Linked DNA regions of Homo sapiens: region 1 is linked to region 2. Evidence: read pairs that join two places in POLR2A ChIA-PET (ENCODE). Cell type or tissue: Caco-2. All regions are shown on one strand.

Region 1 (4,000 bases), 190 kb after region 2:
TGGCTTTTTATTGGAGTTTTATTTGCCCTGCATGGCATGGCCTGTTACCTGACTTTAGTCTAGGAGCTGTGAAAACCCGGTACCGTTTTCCTCTTCCAAGTGTTGACACCTTCAGAATGTGCCTGCTGTGTTCACGCTCTGGTGACTTCAGGTAAGTGTTGTTTCCTATTTTGCCCAGAGTTTATAGTGCTGCCTTTGGAAGGGTTAGTTCAATAGGCGTTTACTCCACCATACCGGAAACAGAAGCCCAGCTTGTCCATTTCTGTAAATAAATAAATAAAAAAGCTTGGATTTAAATATTCATTTTGTGTACAATCTGTAGATCATTTTGGGAGAAATGACATTTTTACAATATTGAGCCTCTGACTCTTTTTTTTTAAATTTTTTTATTATACTTTAAGTACTAGGGTACATGTGCACAACGTGTAGGTTTGTTACATATGTATACATGTGCCATGTTGGTATGCTGTACCCATTAACTCGTCATTTACATTATGTATATCTCCTAATGCTATCCCTCCCCGCTCCCCCCACCCCACAACAGGCCCCAGTGTGTGATGTTCCCCTTCCTGTGTCCATGTGTTCTCATTGTTCAATTCCCACCTATGGGTGAGAACACGCGGTGTTTGGTTTTTGGTCCTTGTGATAGTTTGCTGAGAATGATGGTTTCCAGCTTCATCCACGTCCCTACAAAGGACATGAACTCATCATTTTTTATGGCTGCATAGTATTCCATGGTGTATATGTGCCACATTTTCTTAATCCAGTCTATCATTGATGGACATTTGGGTTGGTTCCAAGTTATTGTGACTAGTGCCGCAATAAACATAAGTGTGCATGTGTCTTTACAGCAGCATGATTTATAGTCCTTTGGGTATATACCCAGTAATGGGATGGCTGGGTCAAATGGTATTTCTAGTTCTAGATCCCTGAGGAATCGCCACACTGACTTCCACAATGGTTGAACTAGTTTACAGTCCCACCAACAGTGTAAAAGTGTTCCTATTTCTCCACATCCTCTCCAGCACCTGTTGCTCCCTGACTTTTTAAAGATCACCATTCTAACTGGTGTGAGATGGTATCTCATTGCGGTTTTGATTTGCCTTTCTCTGATGGCCAGTGATGATGAGCATTTTTTCATGTGTCTGTTGGCTGCATAAATGTCTTCTTTTGAGAAGTGTCTGTTCATATCCTTCGCCCACTTGTTGATGGGGTTGTTTTTTTCTTATAAATTTGTTTGAGTTCATTGTAGATTCTGGATATTAGCCCTTTGTCAGATGAGTAGATTGCAAAAATTTTCTCCCATCATTCTGTAGGTTGCCTGTTCACTCTGATGGTAGTTTCTTTTGCTGTGCAGAAGCTCTTTAGTTTAATTAGATCCCATTTGTCAATTTTGGCTTTTGTTGCCATTGCTTTTGGTGTTTTAGACATGAAGTCCTTGCCCATGCCTGTGTCCTGAATGGTATTGCCTAGGTTTTCTTCTAGGGTTTTTATGGTTTTAGGTCTAACGTTTAAGTCTTTAATCCATCTTGAATTAATTTTTGTACAAGGTGTAAGGAAGGGATCCAGTTTCAGCTTTCTACATATGGCTAGCCAGTTTTCCCAGCACCATTTGTTAAATAGGGAATCCTTTCCCTATTTCTTTTGTCATGTTTGTCAAAGATCAGATAGTTGTAGATGTGTGGTATTATTTCTGAGGGCTCTGTTGTGTTCCATTGGTCTATATCTCTGTTTTGGTACCAGTACTATGCTGTTTTGGTTACTGTAGCCTTGTAGTATAGTTTGAAGTCAGGTAGTGTGATGCCTCCAGCTTTGTTCTTTTGGCTTAGGATTGACTTGGCAATGCGGTATTGAGCCTCTGACTCGAACCCAGTGTATCCCTCTGTGTATTTTTTTTCCCCTAATTTCTCTCAATCATGGTTTACAATCTTCTGACTATAGGTCTTACATTTCTTTTTGTTAGTTTGATATTCAGGTATTTGGTTTTTGATGCTCTTGTAAAGGGTCTTACTTTAAAAGTTTCATTTTTTACACTCAAATTGACGCTTGATGGTCAGCATCTATTATCTTAGCTTTATATGTCCCATCCTAACTATGCTTACTGAGCAAACTTTACCAATGACAAACCTGTGGTTTGTTAAATCTTCCAAAGCACCTGCAATGGAACTAAAGGTTTTTAGGAAGGTGGTTTTTTTGTTTTTGTTTTTGGCAGGGGGGCAGTGTCTTCCTCTATCACCCAGGCTGGATTGCAATGGCACAATCTCAGCTCACTGCAACCTCTACCTCCTGGGCTCAGTAGCTGGAACTACTGGCACTTGCCATCATGCCCGGCTACAGTTTGTATTTTTGTAGAGATGGGCTTTTGCCACGTTGGCCAGGCTGGTCTTGAACCTCAGATGATCTGGCCACCTTGGCCTCCCAAAGTGCTGGGATTATAGGTGTGAGCCACTGCGCCCAGCCAGGAGGTGCTTGGGTTTTATAAACTGGGTATGTGAACAGAATATGGGGAAAGTTATTTTAGGAAGTAACCAAAGCAACAATAGCACTCCTAAGAAACTCCTGGGTGGACCTCGTGCTTAGAAAGTGGAGCCCAGTAGCGTTGCACCTTTCCAGGTTAGGGAGGAGTCTAGAGGCCACAGGCTTCTCTCACCGGAAAGGTCATTTCTTGCTTGCACCTTGGGAAGGAGGAAGCGTCCCAGGAAGGCTGACTTGTTGGAGTGCCATCAGGACAACGCCGTTTACTCCTGAGCTTTGAAATGCGCTGCTGTCTGAGTTAAGCTAGTAAAATCCATCCGCGATGGCTATGGTTAGCCATTTGTGGGAGTCAGCCAAGAGGCTGTTGTAAATGAGTCACTCAAGAGTTTGCAGACAGCCCCGCTTGGGAGATCTGGGTCAATTTCAGGGAGGAAGCAGGCCTGACTCTTGACTATAATTTAGTGAGCAGGCATCTAATCCGTGGCGCCTGGTGTGTGGATGCATGGGCTGGTCAACTGCGCAGTGCCAGCTCTGCCAGCTTTGGGGTCCAAGTCCAAGGTTTCTGCCCCTTCCAAGAATGAAACCTGGGCTGCTGACTTAACTTCAAGCTCCAGTCCCCCCTCATCTGTACAACAGGCTCCACCTGGCCCTTGATCACGTGTCAGGCCTGATTAATGCTAGTGCCTGGCCAAGCCCTGACCCTGGCGAGAGAGTCCTGGCCGAGCAGATCTGAGAATCCTCATTTTCTTGGGAAAGCAGGGCAGGGGTTGGAGGTGTCTTGGCCAGTGGACTTCTCTACTCCGGAACTCTCAAGTCACAGGCTACTGTCTCAGGCTCCAGCCTCCCCAGACTTGTGTCCCAGGGTGAAGGGGCCAGGCTAAGTGCCTCTTACCAAAGGTCTCCCTGTAAGTGAACAGTAAGTAGCCATCCCGTATACTAGCTTGAATAGTGTCCCCTCAAACCATATCCACCAGAACATGAGGATGTGACCTTATCTGGAAGCAGGGGCTTTGCAGACATAATTGGTAAAGGATCTCATGATGAAATCGTTTTGGATTTAGGGAGGTCTTGAATCCAATGACTGGTATCCTTATAAAAGGAGAGGACACAGACACACAGGGAGAAGGTCAGGAGAAGACAGAGACTGGAGTGATGTGACCACAAGCCCAGGAATGCTTGGAGCCACCGGAAGCTGGAGGAAGCAGGAAGGATCCTCCCCTAGAGCCTCTAGAGGGAGTGCAGCCCTGCCCACACCCTGGTTCTGGCTTCTACAGCTGTGAGAATCCACCTGTTGTTGAAGTTGCATACGTTTGTGATCATTCGTTAAGGCAGCCTTGAGAAACGCATCCCTCTGCATTTACAGAGCAATTAGGTGGCCACAAGTTTCTCCCTGGGATGTGGATTCATTTGTGACCAGAGACATCCCCCCTGAGTCTGCAAGACTGACGAACGCTGCCAGCGGGGCTGGTGGACACCCCAAAAACATTCAGCTGCTATCTAGCTGCACGCCTTTTTCTTTGCGGAG
Region 2 (4,000 bases):
CAGGAGGCACGGGACACTCCCCGCCCCTGTGAGGCACAGCTTGGGTTCTCACAGTCAGGAAAGATCATGAAAGGGAAAGTCTGTAACTTCTGGGTGCTCATTCCCAGCTGGTTTTTCTGTCCCAAACCCTGAGCACCTGACAAAGGCTGACACCCCTCCTGCAGCTCAGCATGTGGCCAGGGAGGGTGCCACGGAAGCCCCACCCACCTCACGCAGGCCACAGGGCTGGATGGGTGCTTGCAGGATGGTTCTTATGTCCCGTTTCACCTACAGAACACCTCTTCCCCTGACTTGCTTGTTCTTTTCCTGTTTTATTGTCTTAATCTCATGCTGTTTATAAACATGAGAGTGCATTTTTTTTCTTTTTTTTTTTTTTTTGAGATGGAATCTCACTCTTGTCACCCAGCCTGGAGTGCAATGGCACGATCTCGGCTCACTGCAACCTCCGCCTCCTGGGTTCACGCCATTCTCCTGCCTCAGCCTCCCGAGTAGCTGGGACTACAGGCGCCCTCCACCACGCCCAGCTAATTTTTGGAATTTTTAGTAGAGACGGGGTTTCACTGTGTTAGCCAGGATGGTCTCGATCTCCTGACCTCGTGATCCGCCCACCTCGGCCTCCCAAAGTGCTGAGATTATAGGCGTGAGCCACCGCGCCCGGCCAAGAGCGCATTTTCTTAAACCACCAGCACTGCAATACCTTCCCAGGAGTCAGTGGTGCAGCCCCATGTGTGAACACGGGCCCCCGGACTCACCAGGCCAACACACTTCTTCAGGATGGTCCACACGCTGAAGTCGCTTCTGCTGAACATGGGAGCCGGCAGCGATGTCCTGCGAAGCACAAAAGGGGTGCGTGTGGGTGAATTCAACACAGGACTCTGACCACTCAAGGAGGCTGTGCTCAATGACGATTTCTCTTTAATTTTTACTCCTAAACATTGGCATTTCTACATTCTGGCATGCCTAGGGACACAGGGCACGACTGCTGCCTAGAGGCCTTCCACACCCATGTTCCCAGGGCTTCCTGGGAATGGTCATGACAACAAAGATGACTCTGCAGTCTTGGCCCCGCAGTGGCCCTGCTGTTGTTTCCTCTCAGAGCTGGAGGACAGGGTGGCAGCTGGAGGGAGTCCCTCTGCCCGCAGAGCCCACAGCCTTCTGGGGGCTCCTGCTGGGTCCCTGGGGCAGCGGCCAGACCACAGGCAGAGGTAAGAGGGCAGCAAGAGTGACCTGAATTAAAAGCTGTTCCGCCCTTTAAACACGTGCTTGCTTTCCTGAGGAGCATTTCTTTCCAGGTAATCTTCCAGTCGGCTGCAAGGCGGAGCCCATGCCCTCATGCTTGCACCAGGAGACCCTCACCCCCACCACTGCTCACCACTCATCAACCGGGACCACTGACCCGGGGCCCTGGTCTCCCCACCAGGAACGTGGAGCTGGAATGAGATACTGTCTCCATCTAGGAGGGGAGCGCCTGAATGGAGACATAAACTTGGATTTGGGGAGAGGCGTGCCAGACCCACACAGGACACCACAGAGCAGGGTGCAAAGAAGGTGCTGCAGAGTAGGGGCCCGGGGCTCCCTGCTGCTCACAGCCCTCCAGGGACACCCCAGGGCTCTCCTGCTGAACTCCCATTTCATGGAAGCTGCTTTGAGGGGCGTTTTGCCTCACACCCAGCAGAACCTTGGCACCAACACTCTGACCTCCAGAGTGATGAAAGCACGAGCTCTTGTCTGCTCTGCTCCCGAGCTATGCCCCGGGAATGCCACGTCAGGGCAGCTGGGTCAGGGCACACTACTGGTGTCAGGGGGCAGGAGGGAAAGGACATGGCAGCTATGAGGCAGGGTGGAAAAGAAAAGGAACATCTGCTGAGTACCAGGCCCGGGCTGCCGGAAGCCAGCACCCAGCTCTGCTCCGCCATCGTCCGTGCACACATTCAGTGAATACTTTGTGATTCGGAGGTGCTACCAGGAGGGGAAAGTGGCTCTGCAGAAGGTCAGGTCGCATCCCCCAAGGATACGACCCTGCATGGAGATGGGATGCGTAGGAACAACAGACATGAAAGAAGAGAAAAGAGGCCCCAGGCCAAGGGAGCAGAGGGAGCTGACACACCCGAGGACCTGAAAGAGGCCCCTGCAGCTGGGACGGGAGGCAACAGGGCTCGGGGCCAGGCCTGAGGGCACAGGTGAGGGTGCTGGCTTTCTTCCTAAGAGGTGAGTGACCACATGGTGCACTGTCCGAGCTGGGTCATTTCTTCTAGTATAACAGGGCGCCATTCACAGTTCTGTAGGAGCAGGAGTGTGAGGCCGGCCATGTGGTCATCCTGCCTGAGTTTTAGGCAGAGGGTGACGGGGTGGGGGGGGGGTCCAGATCTGTCTTTTGAAAAGTGCCTCTGGGCTGGGCATGGTGGCTCCTACCTTTAATCACAATACTTTGGGAGGCCGAGGCAGGTGGATCACTTGAGGAGGTCAAGACTAGCCTGGCCAACACGGCGGAACCCTGTCGCTACTAAAAATACAAAAATTAGCCAGGCATGGTGGCACATGCCTGTAATCCCAGCAACTCGGGAGGCTGAGGCAAGAGAATCATCTGAACCTGGGAGGCAGAGGTTTCCGAGGTCACGCCACTGAACTCCAGCCTGGGCGACAGAGTGAGACTCCGTCTCAAACACAATAAATACACATATACACAAATGCCTCTGCACAACAACAGGAATAAAAGGCAGGGATGCAGAGGCCACTCTGGAAACAAGGGTGGTTGGGTAGACGGGCATGTTGCAGAGCAAATGGAAGAACTGAAGGACCTAACAGCATTTAAAGCGACCACAGAGTCAGGGCTAGAAAACGGGGAATGCAGGAGCGGGGGTGGGGGCTCCCATATCTGTAGGGTGAGAGAACGAACAAACAACAGGTGAGATGCACATGTGGGTGCCAGAGTGGACCCACCAAGCAGGCGTGTGGGCCTACAGCTCGAAGGAGAGCCTGAGGCCAGGCTGGAGCAGCTCCCTGGAGCTGAGACACACATTAGCGGCTGTGCCTGGAGCCTGCAACGCAATGCCACCAGCTCCAGGGCCACTGCCTGTCCCACCTGACACTTGTCCTGCCTTTGTGCCTTTTTTTTTTTTTTTTTTTTGGAGATGGAGTCTCACTCTGTCACCCAGGCTGGAGTGCAGCGGCGTGACCTCGGCTCACTGTAACCTCTGCCTCCCGGGTTCAAGTGATTCCCCTGCCTCAGCCTCCAGAGTAGCCGGGACTACAGATGCGCACAGCCACGCCCAGCTAATTTTTTGTATTTTAGTAGAGATGGGGTTTCTCCATGTTGGCCAGGATGGTCTCAATCTCCTGACCTCATGATCCGCCCACCTCGGCCTTCCAAAGGACTGGGATTATAGGCATGAGCCACTGCGCCTGGCTCGTGCTTCTATCAACAAAGACTGAAGACTTCTTCCCTTTATTTTTTGAGCCAGGGTGTTGCTCTGTTGCCCATACTAGAGTGCAGCGGCGCCATCGTAGCTCACCATAGCCTCGAACTTCTGGGCTCAAGGGATCCTCCTGACTCAGCCTCCCAAGTAGCTGGGACCAGAGGCGTGCACCACCATGCCCAGCTAATTATTTTAATTTTTTTCTAGCAGTGGGGTCTTGCCATGTTGCCCAGGCTGGTCTCCAACTCCTGGGCTCAAGTGATCCACCTGTCTCAGCCTCCCAAAGTGCTGGGATTACAGGCATGAGCCACCGCGACCAGCCAAGGACTGAAGACTTCTTGTGATGGCCACTGTCACTGGACTCTACCTACATGAAAACGAACGTGGAGGAGGAGGAAAGGGAATGAGGTCTTGCTACAACAAGGAAATTAAACGCTTCTTGTCCTGTAGGGGTCAGAGCTGAACACACTGCAATAGAACTCCGCTGAGACAGAGGATGAACTTGGCCGCCCATGGAAAAGCAGGCAGATCTGTAGGAAATCAGCAAGGGGTCTGATGATCAAGACGCCATGTACTGTTTGCCA

Evidence for each region. Peaks named below come from ENCODE experiments on the same cell type or tissue, not always from the same donor. Only the 100,000 strongest peaks of a DNase experiment are listed, where the experiment ranks them.
Region 1: POLR2A ChIA-PET joins it to region 2 with 7 read pairs; 2 of 35 experiments call an interaction of 5 or more read pairs at or near these places.

The regions. Positions count from the first base shown.
Region 1 is chr20:62,068,936-62,072,935 of GRCh38, reverse strand. No RefSeq gene overlaps it. Among named protein-coding and RNA genes, the nearest start is that of TAF4, 5.1 kb to the right of the region's middle. In Caco-2, no CTCF peak of the experiment used is centred here; no DNase peak of the experiment used is centred here.
Region 2 is chr20:62,260,444-62,264,443 of GRCh38, reverse strand. It overlaps OSBPL2 (oxysterol binding protein like 2), which reads right to left. Exons shown (of 14, transcript NM_144498.4): 4 at 753-828. Among named protein-coding and RNA genes, the nearest start is that of OSBPL2, 24 kb to the right of the region's middle. In Caco-2, a CTCF peak has its summit at 3,902 (motif pointing right); a DNase peak (open chromatin) is centred at 2,153.